Regions from separate parts of the Homo sapiens genome. Here region 2 is linked to region 1. Evidence: chromatin loops called from intact Hi-C (ENCODE). Cell type or tissue: spleen. All regions are shown on one strand. Links, peaks and the distances in the headings refer to the core of each region. The heading gives the core; the rest is flanking DNA. Region 1 has its middle 13 kb from the start of UGCG. Region 2 has its middle 44 kb from the start of SHOC1.

Region 1 (13,040 bases), core at 1,174-9,173:
GGCCCATGCCTGTAATCCCAGCGCTTTGGGAGGCCAAGGCGGGCGGATCACGAGGTCAGGAGATCGAGACCATCCTGGCTAACACAGTGAAACACCGTCTCTACTAAAAATACAAAAAATTAGCCAGGCGCGGTGGCGGCCGCCTGTAGCCGCAGCTACTGGGGAGGCTGAGGCAGGAGAATGGTGTGAACCCGGGAGGCGGAGCTTGCAGTGAGCCGAGATCACACGACTGCACTCCAGCCTGGGCGACAGAGCGAGACACCGTCTCAAAAAAAAAGGAATTTAAAAGAACAATCTTTTTCAAGTGCTTTTTTTCTCACACAATAATTCAGGAAAATTCCAACAAAATCTGTTTCTTATTGTATCATTTTACAGAATTACCAACAATATAATTAAAACTTGACTTTAACATTTCCTTTTTTTTTTTTTTTTTTTTTTTTTAAGACGGAGTCTGGCTCTGTCGCCCAGGCTGGAGTGCAGTGGCGTAATCTCGGCTCACTGCAAGCTCCGCCTCCCGGGTTCACACCATTCTCCTGCCTCAGCCTCCTGAGTAGCTGGGACTACAGGCGCCCGCCACCACGCCCAGCTAATTTTTTGTATTTTTAGTAGAGACGGGGTTTCACCGTGGTCTCAATCTCCTGACCTCGTGATCCGCCCACCTCGGCCTCCCAAAGTGCTGGGATTACAGGCTTGAGCCACCACGCCCGGCGACTTTAACATTTACTAAGAAACAAAGGTTGTTAAGATAAACTAGACCTCCTGACTTTAGAATCTCTACAAAATACCTTCCCTATCTTAAGAATGCTTTCCTTTAGGTTACAGTATAAACTATTGGCTAAGCCTGAATACTGTGAAAGTCAGACAGGCTGAGTTTGAATTCTGGTCCACCATGTGACCTAAGCAAGTCACTTAACCTCTCTCGCCTCAGTTTTTTTATTTTTATTTTTATTTTGTAGAGAAAGGGTCTTGCTATGTTGCCCAGGCTCGTCTTGAACTCCTGACCTGAAGCAATCCTCCTGCCCTAGCTTCCCAAAGTGCTAGGATTACAAGTGTAAGCCACTGTGCCTAGCCACTTGCTTCAGTTTCTTTGTCTATAAATGGACTGTTGTGAGGACTAAACAAGTTAACATATGTAAAATATTTATAACAATTCCAGGGAGGGAAATGGATATAAAGTTTTATTATTATTCCTTAATTGAGAAAGTACATTCATTTTGTCTCATTTCATCTACATTACTAACTTTTGTTTTCTCTATTTCTCCATTTACTGTTTCAACCCATAAAAAATAAAATTACCTATTAGAAGGATTTATCTTTGGCAAATTATTCCTTGTGACAGAGCATGCAATACTTTACAATTCTTAATTATTACACAAACCAGAGTATATTGTAGATCTCATCTTCTTGCTAATATACCTGGTGTAGTCAATCAGAAACAAATGCAATTAGATGACAATTGTAGGAAATAGGAGACATATAATTGAATAGTAAGGAGCAAACAAAGATATTTTTATTCCATGGGAAAAATAAATCTCAGGCCTTGAAAGAAAATATTCGTTACATGCCAGCATAATATTAGAAAGGTACACAAACTGGCCTTGTGATGTTAAGAAACAGTGATATCAAATAGTCTTTAAACTATTTTTGGTAATTTTTGGTAATAAGTACCTCATAAAATATAATTAAATGCATCAGGATTAACACGAGAGAAAGTTTTCAGAGTCAAGTTTACGTAAATATATTATTTTTTGAAGCTCAGAATTGGCAAAAGGTGTTATAGCATTTACACAAATTGGTACCAAACTAACAACTAATTTGTGAAAAGGATGCATCCTCCCCTAGTCTAGTAATTTTATAGTTTGGAAATCATATCTGATTGTTTTTAGCCTTTTATATCATTGTAGGTATAAATTTGAAGTGTTGTCTAATACCTGAAAAAGCACGAAACAAAGCATTTTGCAATACAAGGAGATAGAAACAACTATTAGGGCCTTCCCTATCACATAAGCTCATGCCTAAATTCAGTTGCCAACCCACCTTAAATATTTTGGGATCCCTCATTAACAGTCATCAACAGTTAATGATGGGAGCCATCATTAACAGTCATTTCCTCTATAATAGAGAACACTGAGCAAAATTATTAAGACTGTTAAGATGATAAAGTAAACAAATTAATGGATTTTCCGTTTAGTTATTTATTTTCCTTTATTCCTCAACAAATATTAAAACATACAAGGTGGCCAGGCATGATGGCTCATGCCGGTAATTTTAGCACTTTGGGAGGCTGAGGTGGGAGGATCACTTGAACGCAGGAGTTTAAGACCATCCTGGGTAACATAGTGAGATCCTGTCTTTTTTTTTTTTTGTAGTAAAAAACAATATATATATGCACACACACACATATCTATACATACATGTATATGCATGCACACAAGGCATACACACATGCACACACATATACACATGTACACACATGCATGTACATGCACATACATGCACACATGCATGCACACGTGTGTACACAGGTGTGCATGCGTGTATGCATGCATATATGCACATGCACGTGTGCACGCACATATGCACATACGTATACATACATGTATGCACATACGTATACGTGCATGTGTGCACATACGTATGCGTGCATGTGTGCACATACGTGTGCGTGCATGTGTGCACATACGTGTGCGTGCATGTGTGCACACATGTATACATGAGGTTGGGCACGGTGGCTCATGCGTGTAATCCCAGCACTTTGGGAGGCTGAATCTGGCAGGTTGCATGGGCCCAGGAATTAGAGACCAGGGTGAGCAACATAGTGAAACTCCATCTCTACAAAATATGCAAAACAGCCTGCACCTGTAGTCCCAGATACTCGGGAGGCTGAGGCAGAGATTGCAGTAAGCCGAGATCACGCCACTGCACCCCAGCCTGGGCGACAGAGTGAGATTCTGTCTCAAAATAATAAAATAATAATACAATAAAATATGTGATGTTCCAGGTACACAGTGTTCTCATGCTTTGGATACAAAGTGAAAAATAACATAATCTTTTTTTCCCCCTGGAGAAGTTCAAGTTCAGCTGAGGAAGAGAAATGCAAAAATGTATCATTGTAATGCAATGAGTGTTGATATAGAGGTATGAGAAAAATTGGGAGTTGGGAGTGATTACTTTTATTCCAGAAAATCTAGAAAGACTTCATGGAGAAGGTCATCTGGGTCCTGAAGAAAGACTAAGACATTGCCAAGAGTGAGGAAAGTGCAGCTGGGCACCTATAACCCCAGCATTTTGGGAGGCCGAAGGGGGCAGGTCACTTGAGGCCAGGAGTTCAAGGCCGGGAGTTCAAGACCAGCCTGGCCAACAGGGCAAAAACCCGTCTCTACTAAAAATACAAAAATTAGCTGGGCATAATGGCAAGAGCCTGTAATCCCAGCTACTCGGGAGGCTGAGTCAGGAGAATCACTTGAGCCCAGGAGGCGGAGGTTGCAGTGAGCCGAGATCGCGCCATTGCACTCCAGCCTGGGTGACAGAGCTAGACTCCATCTCAAACAAACAAACAAACAAACAAAACTTGGATGGCCTTGAGAAACAGTTGACCTGGGTTAACTAATAAATTCATTGATCTGTAACTGAAAATCCAGTTATGGGGAGTATGACGTATGAATGACCATCTAAAGCAGGACTCGTTTGAGAAAGGAGACACTATTAACAATCAGGCTAGGAGAAACTGAGGCAGTCACAGAGTCACACCCTATATAAAGCAAACAAGAGTCAGGCACAGTTAAAAAATGGAGTTCTTGCTCCATTTTTCTGAGATAGTCTTGGCTCGCCCCTCCTCTATGTGTCAGTATTTTACTTTACTTTACTTTACTTTTACTTTATTTTATTTTATTTATTTTTGAGAGAGAGTGTCATTCTGTCTTCCAGCCTGGAGTGCAGTGGCAAGATCTTGGCTCACCGCAACCTCTGCCTCCTGGGTTCAGTGATTCTCGTGCTTCAAGCCCCTCGAGTAGCTGGGATTACAGGCGTGTGCCACCACACCCAGCTAATTTTTGTATTTTTAGTAGATACAGGGTTTCACCGTGTTCACCAGGGTGGTCTCAAACTCCTGACCTCAAGTGATCTACCTGCCTTGGCTTCCCAAAGTGCCAAACTTTGCTTCCCAAAGCAGTTTTGTCTTTAAGCTGACCTCGCTCATGGTTGTAAGACAGCTGCCAACAATTATCAGTACTTCACATCCAGGAAGAGAGAGCAAGTGTTAGTTGTGACCTAACAAAAATCTTAAGCCTTTTCATTTTTCTAATGGTTACCCTTGAATACCATTTGTTAGGCTATGGCAAGGCAGACTAGAATAGTCAAATTAGAATTTATTGAAGCTGGTAGTAAGGATAATCCCATCCAAACTGCAAGGTGACTATGTAATGAATGGGGGAGGAATAGAATTGGAAAGATAACCACGATAGCCACCACACTGAGTTTTTCCAAAATGGAAAATTTCTAGGAAGTCTTAAATATGAAAGATTCCCGGTTAGCTCTTCCAGCTTGTTCGTTTTCTAAATAATAGCTTTATTAAGATATAGTCACACACCGTAACATTCACTCCTTTAAAGCATACCACTCAGTGATTTTTAGTATCTTCACAGAGTTGTGCAACCATCACTGCCCAACTTTAGAACATTTTCTCACTGCAAAAAGAAACTCCATACCCATTAGCAGTCATTCCCCATTTCCCCTCCCCCCAGCTCCTGGTAACTACTAATTTAATTTTTTTCTATATAGATTTGCCTATCTTGACTATTTCATAAAAATAGAATTGATGGGCCAGGCACGGTGGCTCATGCCTGTAATCCCAGCACTTTGGGAGGCCGAGGCAGGCGAATCACCTGAGATTGGGAATTCGAGACCAGCCTGACCAACATGGAGAAACCCCATCTCTAGTAAAAATACAAAATTAGCCGGGCATGGTGGCACATGCCTGTAATCCCAGCTACTCGGGAGGCTGAGGCAGAAGAATTGATTGAACCCAGGAGGCGGAGGTTGCAGTGAGCCAAGATCACGCCATTGCACTCCAGCCTGCGCAACAAGAATGAAACTCTGTCTCAAAAAAAAAAAAAAAAAAAGAATTAACATATTATGCAGACTTTTATGACTACCTTCTTTCACAGCATGATATTTTCAAGGTTTATTCATGTCACAGTACATATCAGTACTTCATTTCTTTTTATAGCCAAATAATATTCCATTTTATGGATATTGTTTCTCCATTCATTAATCGAGTTGGATTTGGGTTGTTTCCATGTTTTGGCTATTATGAATAAAGCTGTTATGAATATTCATTTACAGGTTTTTGTATAGGCACATATTTTTTATTTCTCTTGGGTATATACCTAAGAGTGCTGAGTTGTATGGTAACTTTATGTTTAACTTTTGGAGTTACCGCCAGACTCTTCTAAAGTGACTGTACCATTTTACAATCCCACCAGCAATATATGCAAGTTCCCATTTCTCCACATCCTTACCAAAATTTGTCATAACTGTCTTAGTAAGTGTGAAGTGATTTCTCATTGTGGTATTGATTCGTATTTCCTTAATGGCTAATGATGTTGAGCATATTTTAATGTTCTTATTGACCATTTGTATATATTCTCTGAAGGAATATCTATTAAAATCCTTCTGATTTTTAAAATTGTGGTTTTATCTTTTTATTATTTAGTTGTAAGAGTACTTTATGGGCTGCTCATGGTGGCTCATGCCTGTAATCCCAGCACTTTGGGAAGCCGAGGCAGGTGGATCACTTTAGCCCAGGAGTTCGAGTCCAGCCTCCCACATGGTAAAACTCCATCTCTACAGAAAATACAAAAATTAGCTGGGTGAGATGGTGCACACCTGGAGTCCCAGGTACTCAGGAGGCTGAGGTGTGAGGATCACTTGAGCCTAGGAAGTCAAAGCTCAAGTGAGCCATGAGTGTGCTATTGCACTCCAGGCTGGATAACGGACAGCACAAGACTCTGTCTCAAACAAAAACAAAAACAAAAAACAAGCCAAGAGTGTTTTATGTATTCTAGGTACAAGTTGCTTATCAGGTATATGATTAGCAATTACTGCTCCTCATTCTGTGGATTTTCTTTTCCCTTCCTTGATGGTGTCATTTGAAGCACAATTTTTTTTTTTTTAGATGGAGTTTTGCTTTTGTTGCCCAGGCTGGAATGCAGTGGCGGGATCTTGGCTCACGGCAACTTGCACCTCCTGGGTTCAAGTGAGTCTCCTGCCTCAGCCTCCCAAGTAGCTGGGATTACAGGCATGCACCACCACGCCCAGCTAATTTTGTATCTTTAGTAGAGACAGGGTTCCTCCATGTTGGTCAGGCTGGTCTCGAACTCCCAACCTCAGGTGATCCGCCCACCTCGGCCTCCCAAAGTAAAGCATAAAATTTTGTATTTCGATGGTCCGATTTATCTATTTTTTGTTTTGTCACTTGTTTTTTGGAATCATGTCAAACATACCACTGGCTAACTCAGGTCACAAGGTTTATGCCCATGTTTTCTTCTAAGAATTGTACAGTTTTAGCTCCTGTATTTAAGTCGTTGATCCAGTTTGATTTAAGTTTTGTATATCATGTAAGATAGGCGTCTATCTTCATTCTTTTGCACGTGAATATCCTGTTGTCCTAGCACCACTTATTGAAAAGAGGATTCTTTTGACAATGGTGCTGAGAACATTGAATGATGTCAACATCATTGTCAAAAATTGACTACAGACGTATAGATTTATTTCTGGACTCTCATTCATTCATCTGCATGTCTATCCTTATGTCAGTACCACATGGTCTTGATTATTGTCAATTTGTAGTAACTTTGTAACTTTGAAACTGGGAAGCGTGAGAACTTTGTTCTTTTTCAAGATTGTTTTTGATTTTTCTGTGTCTTTTTTTTTTTTTTTCCTAAGGCAGAGTCTCGCTCTTACCCAGACTGGAGTGCAGTGGTGCAATCTCAGCTCACGCAACCTCTGCCTCCCAGGTTCAAGCGATTCTCCTGCCTCAGCCTCCTGAGTAGCTAGAATTACAGGCATGCGCCACCATGACCGGCTAATTTTTGTATTTTTAGTAGAGACAGGGTTGGTCAGTCTGGTCTTGAACCCCTGACCTCGTGATCAGTCTGCCTTGGGCTCTCAAAGTGCTGGGATTACAGGCGTGAGCCACCATGCCCAGCCCATCTGTGTCTCTTGAGTTTCAATGTGAATTTCATGGTCAGCTTGTTAATTTCTGAAAAAGAAAAGCTGAGATTTTGATAGAGGTTGCATTAAATCGGTAGATCAATTTGGATGCTATTGCCACCTTTTTTTTTTTTGAGACAGAGTCTCACTCTGTCGCCCAGGCTGGAGTGCAGTGGTGCGATCTCAGCTCACTGCAGCCTCTGCCTCCCAGGTTCAAGCAATTCCCCTGCCTCAGCATCCCAAGTAGCTGGGACTACAGGAACCCACCACCATGCCCAGCTAATTTTTGTATTTGTAGTAGAGACGGTGTTTCACAATGTCGGCCAGGCTAGTCTCAAACTCTTGACCTCAAATGATCTGCCCACCTTAGTCTCCCAATGTGCTGGGATTACAGGTGTGAGCCACCACACCCGGCAGGTATTACCATCTTAATAAGCCTTCTGACCCATGAACATGGGATGGCTTCCCATATATTTATGTCTTTAATTTCAGTTAGCAATGCTTTCTAGTTTTCAGTGTACGGGTCTTGAAGTTCTTTTCTTAAATTTATTTCCAGGTATTTTATTCTCTTTCATGCTGTTGCATGCTTTTGTTTGTTTTTGTTTTTGAGAGCAGAGTCTCATTCTGTCACCAAGGCTGGAGTGCAGTGGTGTGACCATGACTCACTGCAGCCTCAATTTCCCTGGCTCAAGTGATTCTCCTGCCTTAGCCTGCCAAGTAGCAGGCACTACAGGTGTGCACCACTGTGTTTGGCTAATTTTTTTTAATTTTTTTTAGGGATGGGTCTTGCTGTGTTGCCTAGGCTGGTCTTGAACTCCTGGACTCAAGCAATCTCCTCACCTTGGCTTCCCAAAGTAATGGGATTACATGCATGAGCCACTGCACCTGGCCTCTTTGATGTTATTGTAAATTAAATTATCTTCTTAATTTTACCTTTGGATTGTTCATTGCAAATGTATAGAAATACAATTGAATTTTGTATATTGATCTTGTATCTTACAGCCTTGCTGACTTGCTTATTCCAATAGCTTGTGTGTGTGTGTGTGTGTGTGTGTGTGTGTGTGTGTGTGTATTCATTAAGATTTTCTGTGTATAAGATCATGTTATCTTTAAATATAAGTATTTTTACTTCTCTCCTTCCAATCTGGGTGTTTTTATTTATTTTCCTTACCCAATTGCCCCCAGCTAGAACTTCCAGTATAATGTAAATAGAAGTGGTAAGAGCAGACATCATTGACCTGTTCCCACTTATAAGGGGGAAAGCTTTCAATCTTTCACCATTAATTATGTTGTTGGCTATGCGTTTTTCATAGATGCCCCTTATCAGGTTGAGGAAGTTCCCTTATATTCCTCAATTGTTGAGTGTTTTTATCATAAAAGGGTGTTGAATTTTGTCACAAGATTTTTCTGTGTCTATTGAGATGATCATACAGTTTCTTATTCTACTAATACAGTGTATTATATTGCTTGATTTTCAGAAGCTAAACCAACCTTGCATTCCTGGAACAAATCCCACCTGGTCATATTGTATAATTCTTTTTATATGTTGCTGGATTCAGTTTGCTAATATTCATTGAAGATTTTTGCGCCTATATTTATAAGAGATGTTGGTCTATAATTTTATTTTCTTGCAATGTCTTCAGTTTTGGTATCAGGGTAATACTAGCTTTATAGAATAGTTGAGAAATGTTCCCTTTTCTTCTATTTTTTAGAAAGTTTTTGAAGAATTTGTATTAATTCTTCTATTTTTAAATGCTTGGTAGAATTCAATATGGAAGGCATCTGGGCTTGGGCTTTTCTTTTGGGTAAATTTCTTTTTTAATACTATTTCAATGTCTTGACTTATTATAGGTCTATTCAGATATTCTCTTTCTTCTTGAACCAGTTTCAGTAGTTTGTGTCTTTCTAGGAAGCGATCCATTTCACGGAAGTTATCTAATTTGTGGACAAACAGTTGTCGTAGTATCCCATTGTAATTCCTTTTATTTCCATTTGGTCATAAAGTTTCCTCTTTCATTGCTGATTTTAGTAATTTTATTCTTCTCTTTTTTTCTTTTGGTCAGTCTAACTAAATATTTATCTTGTTGATATTTTCAAAGAACAAACTTTTGGTTACATTGATTTTCTGTATTGTTTTTCTCTTTTCTATTTCATTTATTTCTACTTTAATTTTTATTATTTTCCTACTGCTGCTTATGCTGAGCTTAGCTTGCTCTTTTGCTCCAGTTTTTTAAGGTGGAAGTTTAATTTATTCATTTGATATTTTTTCTTCTTTAAAATATAGGCGTTTATAGCTATAAACTTCTTTCTGCACTGATTTAACTATATACCATGAATTTTGGTAAACTGTAGTTTTGTTTCCATCTACTTCAAAGTATGGAAATAGGGCACATGGAAATTCCACAAAGCTCACTGTTTTTACCTAGATGCAACCATTTTTCTTTTTCTTTTTCTTTTCTTTTCTTTTTTTTTTTTGAGATGGAGTCTCACTCTGTCACCCAAGCTGGAGTGCAATGGCATGACCTTGGCTCACTGCAACCTCTGCCTCCCGGGTTCAATCGATTCTCCTGCCTCACCCTCCCAAGTAGCTGGGGTTACAGGTGCCCGCCATCATGCCCAGCTAATTTTTGTATTTTTAGTAGAGATGGGGTTTCACCATATTGGTCAGGCTGGTCTCAAACTCCTGACCTCAGGTGATCCACCCTCCTTGGCCTCCCAAAGTACTGGGACTATAGGTGTGAGCCACTGTGCCCAGCCTCAACCATTTTTCTTGAATAAAAGCTTCTCAGATAGTTGTAGATCTTTTGTTAATTTCCAGAGTTCTGAGAAAAGTTAATTTTGACAATTTTTGCAAAGTGTTCACATTGCTTATATGGAGGAGAGGATTTTCAGAATTTCTTCATCTGCCATTCATTCTCAAGTGCTGCCTTCCAGCTTTTGCTTGCCATAAAGTGTTTTTATCCTCCCTAGAATTCACTGGCAGTTGTGTTAAACTAGGCATAAGGTGGGGACAAATTGTAGATAAAGAGAGTTGAAAATGGTTAAAATAAAAATGGTTCAAAATGATTAGTCATCCATTGATAAGAAATGAGGACAAGCTTTTTCCTTGAGACACCTGAGTTTTTTAAAGTCCTTGGAAGCCATCATCAATTAAGTTTAAAATCTGCTCTGTTTATTTTTAGTTTTGTCAGCCCTTTAGTCTCACCATTTCCACACTGAGGATGAATGGGCCTTTGGAAAGTTATCCTAAGGGTTAAAAATAATGGCGATGATGATTTTCTACTTGTTCGAAGCCACTATGCTAAGGGAAGAGGAACTAGTTCTTATATGACCTAGGATGCTACTCCTTTGGTACATTAGTGATTTCCACCAAATTTATTCTATATGCAAGCATTAAGCATAATTAATACATTTGTTGAGCAATTTTCCAGTTAGATTACCTATTTATAGAGCTTTGTTCCAAGGGAGGCAAACGTCTCATTCCTCACAGCTAGAAGCGGGGCCCTGTTGGAACCATCATTAGTCTTAGTATTTACTCCCCAGTAATTTGTTAACTTTACAATAGGGTAGATCAAATACATAAAAATTCAAATGAACTGTATGACCACTTGACCGGGCAGTGCAAGAGGAGGAGGATTACAAATAATTCATAGAGTCAGCAGTTAGAGTTTTTTGGATACCTTAGTGACAACAGAGCCATATTAATGAAGCATAGGGGAGTTAATAATTTATCCAAGGTCAAATGGCTAGTAAGTGGACCTAAACCCTTCCTTTTTGGAACCTGGAAAGTGAGAGTAGAAAGGAAAGTCTTATCTCAATAATTTGCCGTAGTACTGAGACTGAGACAACTTTAGAATTCACTTTGGCTCCTCAATCCTCATTACCACTGCTCTAGGCCAGAGACTCTCAAACTTTATTGTGTATGTGAATCAGTTGGGAATCTTGTCAAAATGTAGATTCTAATTCAGTGGGTCTGGGGTGGAGCCTGATATTCCACATTTTTAATAAGCACCCAGGCAATGCCCATGCTGGTGTACAGATCTCACTTTGAGTGCCAAGGCTCTGGCCATCACAGCATCCATATCTGGATTAGCAGCAATATCTTTCCTTTTTTTTTTTTTTTTTTTTTTTGAGATGGAGTCTTGCTCTGTCACCAGGCTGGAGTGCAGTGGTGTGATCTCGGCTCACTGCAACCTCCACCTCCCGGGTTCAAGCGATTCCCCTGCCTCAGCCTCCCGAGTAGCTGGGACTACAGGCGCACACCACCATGCCTGGCTAATTTTTTGTGTTTTAGTAGAGACGGGGTTTCATCATGTTGGCCATAATGGTCTCAATCTCCTGACCTCATGATCCACCCACCTCAGCCTCCCAAAGTGCTGGGATTACAGGCGTGAGCCACTGCTCCCGGCCAGCAGCAATATCTTTCTAAATGTTCTTACTGCCCTCCAGGCAGGTAGCAGAATTTTGCAAGAACTTTTTCTGTTTGTTTTTTTACTTTCTCAGAGTTGTCACCAGTGCTCCACTTATTCCTACACTAGTACATATTCTTTATCCCTCCATCCTTCATCCCTCCTGTAGCTATGGCACCTTAGCATTCCAAAAAGGCAGAATTTAGGCTGGGCATGGTGGCTCATGCCTATAATCCCAGCACTTTGGGAGGCTGAGGTGGGTGGATCAGTTCAGGTCAGGAGCTCAAGACCAGCCTGGCCAACATGGTGAAATCCTGTCTCTACCAAAAATATAAACGTTAGCCAGGCATGATGGCACGTGCCTGTAATCTCAGCTACTTGGGAAGCTGAGGCAGGAGAATCACTTGAAACTGGGAGGCTGAGGCAGGTGAATCACTTGAAACCAGGAGGCAGCAGTTGCAGTGAGCCTAGATCGTGCCACTGCACTCCAGCCTGGGTGACAAAATGAGACTCTGTCTCAAAAAAAAAAAAAAAGAAAGATAGAACTTTATATTTTTATGTTAACTCGAGATATTTTATTGACCACTTAGCCTATGTGGTGCAATTGGAAGCAGGCTACGTCCTAACTTAAGACCAACTAAAAAAGGTAAACATTCACTAGCATTTATAAGCTCCTATCTTACAGTGCCTTTCCTAATCTCTTCTCACTTTTATGCCCTTCCATCACCTTGGCCAATTTATCTGGTACATGGGTCTTGATTTACTCTATGATTTATATCATTAACTAGCCTTTGCTAGGTACACACATTTATCAGTAGAACTGATTCCTGTCAGAAGGCTATAAAATGTGCATGCAAGAAAGAGGTAGGAAATAACCTAATATTCTAAAGAAGGAATAAAAATAAAGTACTTGCATTGTTCAGCAATTCACAGCTATTCCAAGAGGGACTATTATTAGATCCCGCAGAGAGAATGAATGAGAGGCAGATTCAAAAACTGTATGCATTCCTTTGATTTGCAATTGAACCACATCATGATTAATATTGGTGAAGGTGCTATTCCACAGTGAACCAAATTACCCCCAAGGTTTTAGTAAACATTCTCTTTTGGCTCCTAGTGTTGAAGCACCCAATAGGTAGACTAAACACATTTATTCATTTATTCAACAAACATTTATTGAACACCTATTATGTGATAGGCACTGTTTTGAGGGATGGGGAAATAGTAGCAAATAAGACTAAGTTTCTGCTTTCATGGAACTTATATTCTAATGCAGCAGGCAGGTATTAAAAAAATAAATGCATAGGATAGTGTGATAGAGGGGATACAGAGTAAATGTGGCCCAGATGTGGTGGCTCACACCTGTAATCCTAGCCCCTTTGGAGGCCAAGGTGGGAGGATCACTTGAGCTCAGGATTT
Region 2 (13,040 bases), core at 2,017-10,016, 45 kb after region 1:
CAGGCGTGAGCCACCGCGCCCGGCCCTGTACTGTTTTATAGATGGGAAAGCTGAGACTCTGAGAGGTTAAGCAATTTTTCCAGGGTCATACAGTAAGAGATGGAGCCAAGATTTAAAGAGAGATCTCTTTGATTCTGAATTATGAGTCCTTAGAAAGACAAACTTCACATGTTCTCACTCATTTGTGGGATCTAAAAATCAAAATAATTGAACTCAGGGACATAAAAAGTAAAAGGATGGTTACCAGAGGCTGGGAAAGGTAGTGCAGGGGAGGTGGGGATGGTTAATGGGCATCAAAAAATTTAGGAAAGAATAAATAAGACCTACTATTTGATAGCACAACAAGGTGACTATAGTCAATAATAACTTAACTGTATAATTTAAAATAACAGAGTATATTTGGATTGTCTGTATAATTGGATTGTTTGTAACTCAATGGATAAATGCTTAGGGGATGGAAACCCCATTCTTCATTATAGGCTTATTTCACATTGCATGCCTGTATCAAAACATCTCATGTACCTTAGAAATATATACACCTACTATGTACCCACAAAAATTAAAAATTAAAAAAATTAAATCAATAAAACATAAATTAGGGGTTCTTTTTTATTGCTCTACTTTTTAAGCAGTAAGAGGAAAAACCTTGGGATCAAAGAAAAGGGAAAAGGAAATGACAGATTTGTTAAAAGCCTCAGTAAGTTATTTTCTCTAAGTTCTCTAGTTAAATCTGAAGGCCAATGTTAGGAATGAAGGCAAATTGAGGAGGCAAAAAGGGTGGAAGATTTCCTATTTCTTGCTTTTTTTTTTTTTTTTTTGAGACGGGAATTTCTCTCGTCACCCAGGTTGGAGTACAATGGCACGATTTCGGCTCACTATAACCTCCGCCTCCTGGGTTCAAGCGATTCTCCTGCCTCAAACTTCTGAGTAGCTGGGATTACAGGTGCCAGCCACCACACCCAGCTAATATTTTGTATTTTTAGTAGAGACGGGGTTTCACCGTGTTGGTCAGGCTGGTCTTAAACTCCTGACCTCAAGTGATCCACCCACCTTGGCTTCCCAAAGTGCTGGAATTATAGGCGTGAGCCACCGCGCCTGGCAGAGTTTCCTATTTCTTAAGCACACAGCTTTATAATTTGAGAAGACCAGAGTCTCTTCTCAAGAAACACATTGATGCATTAAAACGTTTTTCTATACCATTTGATATTTTTAGTCCATTATCTATTATAAAATTATTCTCTTATAAATGTGTATTTCACAGTGCCTAGTAAAGGTCACGATTGCTCATCTTTCAGTTTGCACTGAAACTCAGGTGGCATATTTATGATTTCCCCTATTACGTTGTTTAAAGCTCCCTAGAATTTGAGCCACCCCGGTCATCCCCACTTTCAATCAAACTCTCAGATTCTGTTGTAGCCACTGTCCTTTCCCCCATTATCCCAAATGAGAACCACTATCTAGAGCACCTCTGAGGGTCTTTCCAGATCTAACATTCTATAGGTCTACAAATTTCTGGGACAGAAGTGAATGAAATATTAATACCGCATATAAGCAAAGAGGCCTGTGTGTCACGTGGCTGGGACTTGGCGATGCTGAGAGGATGACGGCACAAAGCCCTGAGGGTGGATACATCCTGGGTGTACCCTTTTCCCCTGGGCTCTCAGAGAGCACATGGAAGGCCATGCCCAGGGCATAGCTGAGGAAGCACTGTGTTGGCACCTCACTGCCTTTTTGTCTTTTAGGCATGACTAATCCATAGGGAGGAGACTAAAGGTCTTCTTTTATTCACAATCAGCTTGCTCTGAACCTGTGCTTAGTATACCTTCCTGGTCTCTGGAGACAATGGAAACAGGATAAGCAGGTCAGACAGAAAAACTGCAAATGGTGACTTGGCTTTCCTTTTTCTGGGTCTCACTCACCGTCACCATGGGGCCTACACCACACACACATTTGCCAAACAAGCACACTTGCCACAAACACGTATGCATTGGTCTACCACTGGACAACACACTATGGCTCTATCCGCTACTTGAATACTCTGACCTAACACTCTCATGCACACGTGTGCATTCACGTACACACTTTCTCTGTCACACTTTGTTCAAACATAAACATATAACCTGTCCATACACAAATGACTCTTCAAAAAATATACCCCATCCATAAATAAGCACAAATTTCCCAAAGCTACCTCCCTCCCTCCCTCCCTCCCTCTTGCTCTCTGTCTCTCTCTCTCTTTCACACACACTCTGTTCACTTCTGTACACACTCGTACACACACTACAGCCAATCCTTACTCCCACAATACCCTGTTATATACATTTACAGACTTTGTCCCCACCACTTTATCCATACCTCACATTTAGCTGCCACCAACAGTTTCTTTCATACACAAAAACACAAACGCACTTGTGCTCAGTTCTTTCACACAGACTTATTCCTCTTCTATAAAACTCAAACTTGTCTTACTCAAAACACAGTTTAGAGTAACATAAGATTTCTCCCATGGACATGTAGTCAGTTACCACACTTCCTACCTTCACCCTCATATAAACCCTGACCAATTACACATATATACACTCTGCCCACCATCCTACCCACAACACACACTTGGTTTCCATCAACCATCTTTATTCTTACTGCACATGCATGGATACACTCATGCATGTGTGCACACACACTTGCACACACACACAGTCTGTGACAGCTGCCTCTACTCAGTCTTCACAGGCACGCAACATGCTGAGCTATCATAAACTCCCCACCATAGTCCTGTGGACATCACACATCTTGTCCCCTCCCCACGATACCTTTCTATCTCCCTACCCCCACCTCATACACAGCATATGCTTCTCAAATATGCACAATTACTTCACCTCGAATATCTCTCCCTTTCTCTCACATATTACAACATTAAAAGAATGGTGAGGCTGGGGGTGGTGGCTCACGCTTGTAATCCCAGCACTTTGGGAGGCCAAGGTGGGCGGATCTCTTGAGGTCAGGAGTTCCAGACCAGCCTGGCCAACATGGTGAAACCCCGTCTTTACTAAAAATACAAAAATTAGCTGGGCATGGTGACAGGTCCCTGTAATCCCAGCTACTGTGGAGGCTGAGGCAGGAGAATCGCTTGAACCTGGGAGGCGGAGGTTGCAGTGAGCTGAGACTGTGCCACTGTACTCCAGCCTGGGTGACAGAGTGAGACTCTGCCTCAAAAAAAAAAAAAAAAAAAAAAAAAAAGAATGGTGAGATATATAAGAATTCCAGGGTTATTGGGGGAATGGTTGTGCTTACCTTCATACCTACAAATAGCTTTTTTTCTCTTATGTTGAGGGACTAACACAGGCTGTTCATTAGCAACTGTGTTTTGAGTAACATAAGATTTCTCCCCAGGGACATGTAGTCAGTTACCACACATTTTCAGTGGTTATGCCAGTTCCTTTTGAAAAGGCCAAGGAGAGCCTGGCCACACACAAACACAGAAACATAAATCAAAGATAAACTGAAAAATTAAGGGCTTTTTACTCTCCATTACTAGAAATGACCTCTTTGTCTTTATGCTCTATAAGACTTGAAACAAAAGGGAGTTGGCACATCATTAATGTGTGCGTGCATCTGTTATATGTCCTTGTTCTCAGAAGAGCAGAATTCAGTATCAAGTGCAACTTTTAAGTTGAAAAAATAAAAGTGTGTTTGTGGAGAGGGTGCATTAACGTTCTTGATTCTTAGGTTCGGAAGTAGTTTAACAATTACTTCTCACTGCCCCTAGTCCAGAAATTCTGTTTGTGACAGCAATGCCATAGTGGTGGAAATTAGACCTCCTTCTGAACATTGCCAGGGTAGGAAGATCTTGACTTCTCAACACCACCACTTTGACCTCTGGAGCTAAGAAAAGTTTCCAGATGTTGAAGTCAAAATGATTTCCCTAAGTGTTCACGCTATTGGCCCTGGTCCTTCCCTCTGGAATAAAATAGAACACTCTGTTCTATCTGTTCCAACAAAAAAACCTATAGGGAATATACGCTTTAATTAACTAATTCAATCACCCAACAGACATTTATTGAATTCCACTGTATACCATGCAATACAGTGGCTACCGTAGATATACGGATGAGAAAACCGGTCAACATCTGTATTGCAAAATCTGGTAACAGTTACTTTTCTGGGGGTACTTGGGAATAGAATTATGAAAGAGAACTTGAGTAAATGGGAAGAATTGTTCAGGTAAATTGAGAAAGAGGTATGATTGCTCAATAAACCCAGGATTCATTAGTAATTTCTGCTCTTTTATTGAAGTGGGAACTTGAGAGGGGGCAGAAGCTGCAGGAGCAGAGAATTTGACATCAGATGAGACCGAGAGAGTTTTGGTCCCAAGAAAACTGAAGACATGCCAATGGCCTCCAAGGAGGTTAGATAGTAGGCATCTCCTGTATGTTCAGGGCAGCCCATGATCCATGGGTGCCCATGATGACAGGGTCCCAAGGTAAAATGCAGAACATTCAATTAAATTTTTTTTTTTTGAGATGGAATTTTGCTCTTGTTGCCCAAGCTGGAGTGCAATGGCATGATCTCAGCTCACTGCAACCTCCGCCTCCCAGGTTCAAACATTTCTCCTGACTCAGCCTCCCATGTAGCTGGGATTACAGGTGCCTTCCACCACACCTGGCTAATTTTTTGTATTTTTAGTAGATATGGGGTTTCACCATGTTAGCCAGGCTGGCCTCAAACTCCTGACCTCAGGTGATCCTCCTGCCTCAGCCCCCCAAAGTTCTGGGATTACAGGCGTGAGCCATTGCACCCCACCGAACATTCAATTAAATTTGAATTTAAGCTAGATAAATAATTTTTTACTATAAGTACATGCCATGCAATATATGGAACATATACTAAAAATGCATCCATTGTTTGTCTAAAATTCAAAAGTAATTGTGGATCTTACATTTTAATTAGTTAAATCTGGCAAGCTTACATTTTGCTAATAATAAGTAAGGAAGCCAGGGTTCTCCAGTTTGCATAACAAACTGACCTTTTCAATTGGCTAGAAAACAGATATGAAGTAAATGGAGCCAAAGTGAAGAAGCCAGAGACCTGGAGATCTGAAATGGGTAGAAAGAACAGAAGGAGTGGGTCAGAAATGGGACTAGCAAGTGATGATGGAGCTAGGGCCAGTGACCTAGGGTCTATTCCTAGCATAGCCAGAATCCTACAGATACTACAGTTTGGTTTTGCTGCCAAACAAAATCCATCTCAGATCATGTGCATATCTTAATTTAACATTTTAGGCAGCTACAAATGAAGTGGAAAGGAGCCAAACGCTATGGACTGTCTCTACTGTGCTGACTAATTGCATTTTTGGCTTGGTGCTAGTTCACTTTGGGATTCACCTGTAATCTGAAATTTTATTTTTGCTAACTTTTGGTGTAGCCATCTTGTTTGTTTGCTACCTCATTTTCATAGAAAAACTTCCTTTTGGAAAACTTCAACTGCTCAGAGAAGAAAAGGATGTTTCCTATACCGAGGACTGGCTATATAATTTGTGGGGCTCAGTGCAAAATGAAAATGCCAGACTCTTTATTCAAGAGTTGTTACAGCCAGGCATGGGGGCTTGCATCTGTAATCCCAGCTACACAAGAGGCTGAGGCAGGAGGATCGCTTGAGTCCAGGAATTCAAGACCAGCCTGGGCAACACAGTAAGATCCTTTGTCTCTAAAAAAAATTTTTAAATTGTTAAGAATTTCAAGAAGTTTCAAGAGATCTATTGCACAACATGATGACTATCGTAAACAATAGTGTATTGCATACTTGAAAAATGGCCAAGAGAGTAGATTTGTAGTGTCCTCACCACAAAAAAATTATTAGCATGTGAAGTAATGAATATGTTAATTAGCTTGATTTAACCATTCCATAATGTATACATATATGAAAGCATCATTTTGTACATGATAAATATATATAATTTTTATTTGCCAATTAAAATTACTTTTAACTTTTTAAAAAATTTTATTTTTTATAAATAAAAATATGAAATGCTTCATGAATTTGTGTGTCATGCTTGCTCAGGGACAATGCTAATCTTCTCTGTATTGTTCCAATTTTAGTGTATATGCTGCCAAAGTGAGCACAAAGAAAAGAAAAGAAGAATTTCCAGAAGGAGACATTAAACTGAGTATGGGGTGCTTTTAAGTGCAGGACTCTGTGCAGCAACACAGATCGTACACTCATAAAGTCAACTCTGTGCATACCTCAGTCATGATAGAAAGATAAATCTGTATACTTAGAGAGAGGGACTGTGATGGGAGAAGTTTGGACTCATTTCAGAACTCACAAGGTCAGAAGGACATGGGCAGAGAGGGGAACACATGTAGGAAGGAGATGAGGTCAACTGAAACTATTGCTATAATTCTGAGATCTAGCAGGTTTCCTTTTTTTTGAGAGAGAGTCTCGCTGTGTCGTCCAAGCAGGAGTGCAGTGACGCAATCTCGGCTCACTGTAACTTCAGCACCGTGGGTTCAAGCAATTCTCCTCCCTCAGCCTGCTGAGTAGCTGGGATTACAGGCATGTGCCACGACACCCAGCTAATTTTTGTATTTTTAGTAGAGACGGGGTTTCGCCATGTTGGCCAGCCTGGTCTTGAACTCCTGACCTCAAATGATTCGACAGCCTTGGCCTCCCAAAGTGCTGGGATTACAGGCGTGAGCCACCACACCTGGGCTTTACATCTGATTTAAATTTTGTCTTATTGATTTCATACCAGCATTCCAGCCAATTGAGATCATTTTGGATATAGAGTCTGTAATTTATGATCTTAGCTTTGAGTCACCAGCTGATCTGGTAATTCTGCCATGCATGTCTTCATACACATTTCTGTTAAAACTATCTCACAGGGCAGGGCTAGGGAGAGACTGAATCCTCCACAAGACTTGCATCTGAGTGACGCAAAGACAATAATCCTACCATTTCAGGTGTGGCTCTGTCAAACATAGGAGTGTGTAAGAAGTCATAAAAGGAACCTATCTGACAATCCTTGGGACGTGAATGATCTGAAGAGTTATTTGAAATATTTTTTAGGGAAAATGTTATAAATACAAGTATCACCATTAGAAATATTAAACTACCTAGGGAAACACTGGTAGGCATAAGATATAAATTAAGGAAGAAAACAGGGAGCCAAAAAAAAAAAAAATAGGCAAAGAGGAAGGAAGCAGATCAAAAAGAAGGATAGAAAGATAAGAGAGAGACTCTCATTGACATCAGTTCTAAAAGTCCTGTGTCCTTGTTTTAAGATTTATCATTTCCTGTCCCTGAATGTAAAATGAGGCTAATAGCCAGTCTTTGAAGAGCCTTTTTTGTGAGTACAATAATTGGACTTATGGGCCACATCAAATAAAAGTCAGGATTTCCTGAGACTGATCCAAACTGACTTGGAACTCTTTGAGGTTTCGTTTCTTCTTGACACAGATGGTCATGCTCCCCGATCTTATGAAAAATGGAATTAACACTCTTCTGATTTGAATGAAATACTGCCAGGAAAATCAGCTGAGAATAATCGAGAAATTATTCCTTGACTATTCCTATTAACAACCATTGCCCTTAGCGAATAATAACTACTAAGAAAGAATTGAATGGATGAAAATTTTCCTTTGAGTTTCCTCTTCTCGTATTTGGTTCTGATTAAATGACATAGAATAAGATTTTATTCTTCTCAGCTTTTTAAGAATTCTACCAGAGAAGAGCGTTAAAAATAAGAGCTAATTTTATTGTACGTAAATGTCATCATTAGTAGGGCGGATGAGGACTCTCCTGTATCTGCATTCACACAATTTGCTCAAGTCATGCCACCTATACAATTTCACCATGTGCTCTCAGTTTTCCATGATGTTACTTATAATATCTCTTCTGCTTGGAATGTCCTTTTCCCCTTGCCTGCTTCCCCTAATTCTACTTGTCCTTTAAAGAATGAGTTCAAGCCTCACCTCCATAAACATATTGCCTGATCATCCAGTGGAGTTAAGAAACATAGATATCCCACCTGGGTTTCTGGATGTAGTAACGTTCTCTCTTTCCTCTAAACAGAATATTAAAGGCAGAAACTCAGCTGGGCACGATGGCTCACTACTGTAATCCCAGCACTTTGGGAGGCCGAGGCGGGCGGATCACCTGAGGTCAGGAGTTCAAGACCAGCCTGGCCAACTTGTGATCTCTTTTCACCATCAAGAGATGGTGAAACCCCATCTCTACTAAAAATAAAAATAAAGAAATTAGCCGGGCGTGGTGGCGGGTGCCTGTAGTTCCAGCTACTCAGGAGGCTGAGGCAGGAGAATTGCTTGAACCCGGGAGGTGGAGGTTGCAGTGAGCTGAGATCACGCCACTGCATTCCAGCCTGGGCGACAGACTGAGGCTCTGTCTCAAAACCAAACCAAACCAAAACAAAAATAAATAAATAAAGGCAGAAACTGATTATAGTTCATTACTATATCATTCATACTTAACATAGCACCTGGCATGTTATGAGTGCTCAGGAAATGTTTTGTGTAAAGAGAAGGAAAAGGAAGAAGAGAGGAAAGAAGAAAGGGAAAGAGACAGGAATAGATTATAAAATATTATCCTTTGAAATGGCTTTTATAGTTTAGCGTCTGAAAAAGAGTAGGCAATCTTTAAAAGACTTTTCTAGTCTTATAATTCTCGTCTATCTTTTTATTTGCAGGTTTTCATCTACCTGTATAATGACCCATGATTCAAAGAGAAGACAGATGACCATTTGGCAGAGCTGCATTGCAGTTATTCAGTGAATACCATCCTGATAGTTTAATGAAATCTGATGAATGCCATCCTGATGAATGCCATCCTCATAGTTTAACAAAATCTTCAAGTTTCTGATGAATGTTCAAGTGCGCTTTGCAATGATATTTATAACCAAAGTGTGTTATCATGAAAAAGAGTGTGCTGATCTTGGTAGTTCAAAACAACATAAGATAATTTTTAAAATATACGATGAAAAAATTGAGATTGACAAATCAATTATCCATCAGAGGGAATTTGGAATATAATAACCTTCCAAGGAGTAGTTTCAACCAAAGGCCAAAGGCATGCTAGCCAAGAAATCAGCATTTCTTAGCCTCTCCTGCTCCCTACTCTCATTGTAGCGTGCACTATGTTAGAAGGTGGTGCTCAAAACGGGAGGCGGAAGCATCTTTAGAATAGTTTGCTGTGACTCCCAGAGAAAGAGCAAAGTTATTCTCTAACAAGAGTTTTGGGAATCTTTTTAAAAACATGGCTGCACATTTTCCCTAAATGTTTCTCCAATGGTGTAAAAATATAGGAATTCCTAATGAGGACCTAGAGTGACACTGTCTTTCATTTCCTGTTCAATCATAAGACCAGAGAATTTTTTTCTGGATTCCACATGTGGAGGTTGGGATAAAATTCAGTTGTAACATCTGTGCCTTCAACGTCATGGAAATGCCTTTAAAATAAATGTGTTTATATGCTGAAAACTTAAAGGCCCTTTGGGAAAAACTCCAGGAAAAGAAACAGCCAGGGACACTTCCCCATTCCAGTTAATACCTAAGTACATGCCTTTGATGTCTCAGAGTAAGGAAGACAGTGTATGTCCGGGATTAATCTCTCTCCTAAAGATAACATATGCATTTATAAACTTCCCACCTGACATTTCTGCTGGAATGGCCCATCAAACCCTGTACTTAGAAAAAGTAAAGTCCCAAGACCAGGCACAGTGGCTCACACCTGTAATCCCAGCACTTCGGGAGGCCAAGGCAGGAGGATTACTTGAGCCCAGGAGTTCGAGACCAGCTTGGGCAGCATGACAAAACCCCGTCTACACACACACACACACACACACACACACACACACAAGCCTGGTGTGTTGTCTCACACCTGCAGTCCCAGGTATTCGGGAGGCTGAGGTGGGAAGATCTCCTGAACCCAGGAGATCGAGGCTGCAGTGAGCTGTGATTGTGCCACCACACTCCAGCCTGAATGAGAAAGTAAGACCCTGTCTCAAAAAAAAAGTAAAGTCCCAATTCCAAATTCCCATTCCTAAAAATCATTCACCTTTTCTGGCTTTCTTCCTTCTGTCAATGGTGCTCCTGAAGATATGGTCAAAGAGGGTATTTCCCAGGCCTGGGGAAGGCCCAGTGGGCAGGGGCTTACTTGGGGCAGAAGTTTCTGAGATGCAAGTAGAGACAGAGACACTAATGATACCAGAGAGTTAACTGATGGAATCAGGCCCATGATGAGGTAGACAGGGTAAAATTCAGAGTACAGGTGGCTCTAGTTTTAGATTAGCTTTAGGTAAGAGGATTAGCTTTAGATGAGAGGAAAGAGAAAAAGATATGGACAGATGAAGGTAATTTTGCATACTGGAGTTGAGGAACAGAGACTTAAGGTAATTACTCTTCAATACTTTCTATTTCCTTTGTAAGGTATTAAATGAGATCATCTTATAAGAGGAGGTAGAATGGGATACAGAGGAACTAGGGAGTTGAAAGAGAATGAAGGAGTTCATTGCTATGGGGGAATAGGAGAGAGAAATGACCAGGGATCTGCTTCATGGAAGGTCTAGCTGTTTTTCCAGTTGGGTTAGATGAAGGTTGAGGGGACAAAAAAATAGACAGTTTTGTCAACACAGTAATTGAGTTGAAGAGCCAAGAATTTAGGTTGGATAGGGGAGAGACACATAGGCTGGAAGAAAATGGAAAAATCAAAGGAAGGTCTTGTTAAGATCAAAGAGTAAGTCTAGAAGCAGAAATGAGTGAGAGAAATGGAAAGTTGAAGAGGATAGGATACTAGAATTTAAGTTTCTGGAGGTGGAGTAATTTGAGGCAATCAATGAGATCCAAGATTCATCCAAGAATGGGGGTGACTAAAGTTACATGGAGGTCATAGGGTTGACAAGGTCAAGGAGCTGTTGGATGGGTTATGTACATGGACACTGTGGTCACTCATGGTGATTGTGGGACCCGAGGTGGATCGGGGCCAGTACGATGGTAGTAGGTCAAGGAAGAGGGCTGTGGTTTAATGTGGCAGCCTGAAATTCAACAGAAGAAAAGTTTTTACTTGAGGGCATAGAAGCAAGGGTCTGTAGAAGGCATTGGGATGTAAGATGAATGCTCATCTTATTTCTGGTCCTGTGGTAGATGGAGTATGGAAAGGACTGTGGGGGAAATGTCTACAGGGGAGAACCTGCATCAATTATGTCAGGAAAAAGAGGCTGAAGATACAGAGGACTTCAGGTGTCACAGAATGAATGGTTCAAAAGTGGGAAGCTAGCCAGGTGTGGTGGGTCACACCTGTAATCCCAGCACTTTGGGAGGCTGAGGCTGGCAGATCACCTGAGGTCAGGAGTTCGAGACCTGCCTGGCCAATATGACAAAACCTCATCTCTACTAAAAATACAAAAATTAGCTGGGCATGGGGGTGTGTGCCTGTAATCCCAGCTACCCAGGAGGCTGAGGCAGGAGAATCGCTGGAACCCAGGAGGTGGAGGCTGCAGTGAGCCGAGGTCACGCCACTGAACTACAGCCTCGGCAACAGAGTGAGAGACTCACTCAAAAAAAAAAAAAAAAAAAAAATGGGACTCTGCTCTTAGAAGTGGACAGAGAATATGTGGACCACTTCCTCTAGGGAACTTTTCCCAACCAATCCCGTCTTTATCTATCGCTTATCCTCTACACTGGTAAAAATTAATGTCTTTAAATGCAGAAGCCAAAGGGCATCCCTCAGTATTCAGTTTGCCTGAGTCATTGTAGAATGCAGTCGTCCACGCATCCTAGATTCTGATGAGGTTATGAAACTCCCTGACTTCAGACCTTGTGAATACCCTAGATTTCCTCAGCTGGTCCAGCAAGTTGAAGCTAATCAGGAATGGGCAGTAATTGCATGCTCTGACTGCTAAGAAGGCTTTCTAGTCCTAACACAACCTGATTCTTGCTTTTTTTTTTTTTTTTTTTTGTTTTTTTGGCATGGCAGAGTAAAGCAAAGCCAGAGGAATCCTTATCAACAGGTTCTGTGCTGTACTCTTTCTGAGCATTCAGGCCTTTGGCAACCAGAAGCAAGTATACTCTTAGGATTTAGATATGAGGCCAAAGTTGGGGCAGCCCTTTGGCCTTTTCCTCCAAGAAATCCTCTCCATCAGGTACCCCAAGTCCTGGCAGAGCCAAGTTATCACGGATACAAGTTTCATATACTGCTCACAGCAGCAGACTGAGCTAAAGGCTGTGATGCAGAAGTTCCAGGGGATGGCTGGGTCATGATCATCAAGACAATGATGCAAAGATGGTCAGGAATTCCATCATTCCACCCATTCTGACCTTACTGTGCTCAGGTGGCCCACCTGGCAGGAAGAGAGACGTGGGCTCCCTTACATCATGAAGCAACAGAATAGGCCGGGCACAGTGGCTCACACCTGTAATCCTAGCATTTTGGGAGGCTGAGGCGGGAGGATCACATGAGCTCAGAGGTTCAAGACCAGCCTGGGCAACAGAGTAAGACTTTATCTCTATTAGTTTTAACACATTTTTAAAGAAAAATAAATAAATAGGACGGGTGTGGTGGCTCACAGCTGTAATCCCAGCACTTTGAGAGGTCAAGGCAGGGTGGATCACTTGAGATCAGGAGTTCGAGACCAGCCTGGTCAACATGGTGAAACACTGTCTCTACTAAAAACACCAAAAATTAGCTAGGCATGGTGGCACATGCCTGTAATCCCAGCTACTCAGGAGGCTGAGGCAGGAGAATCACTTGAACACGGGAGGTATAGGTTACAGTGAACTGAGACTGTGCCACGGCACTTCAGCCTGGGAGACAGAGTGAGTGAGACTCTACTTTGAAAATTAAAAAAAAAAAAAAGGAAAAAGAAAAATAGGCCGGGCACGGTGGCTCATGCCTATAATCCCAGCATTTTGGAAGGCTGAGGTTGGTGGATCACTTGAGTTCAGGAGTTCAAGACCATCCTGGCCAACATGGTGAAACCCTGTCTCTACTAAAAATACAGAAATTAGCCAGGAGTGGTGGCACATGCCTGT

Evidence for each region. Hi-C counts contacts between places; a loop is a spot of excess contacts. Peaks named below come from ENCODE experiments on the same cell type or tissue, not always from the same donor. Only the 100,000 strongest peaks of a DNase experiment are listed, where the experiment ranks them.
Region 2: it touches region 1 in a loop (1.9-fold over the local background); 6 of 110 quality-filtered maps call a loop at or near these places.

The regions. Positions count from the first base shown.
Region 1 is chr9:111,877,011-111,890,050 of GRCh38, reverse strand. No RefSeq gene overlaps it. Among named protein-coding and RNA genes, the nearest start is that of UGCG, 13 kb to the left of the region's middle. RefSeq lists an enhancer at 2,926-3,754. In spleen, for the core only: no CTCF peak of the experiment used is centred there; no DNase peak of the experiment used is centred there.
Region 2 is chr9:111,832,907-111,845,946 of GRCh38, reverse strand. It overlaps the pseudogene RNU6-1013P. Among named protein-coding and RNA genes, the nearest start is that of SHOC1, 44 kb to the right of the region's middle. RefSeq lists an enhancer at 4,781-4,950. In spleen, for the core only: no CTCF peak of the experiment used is centred there; a DNase peak (open chromatin) is centred at 6,476; H3K4me3 peaks cover 789 bases; H3K27ac peaks cover 5,989 bases.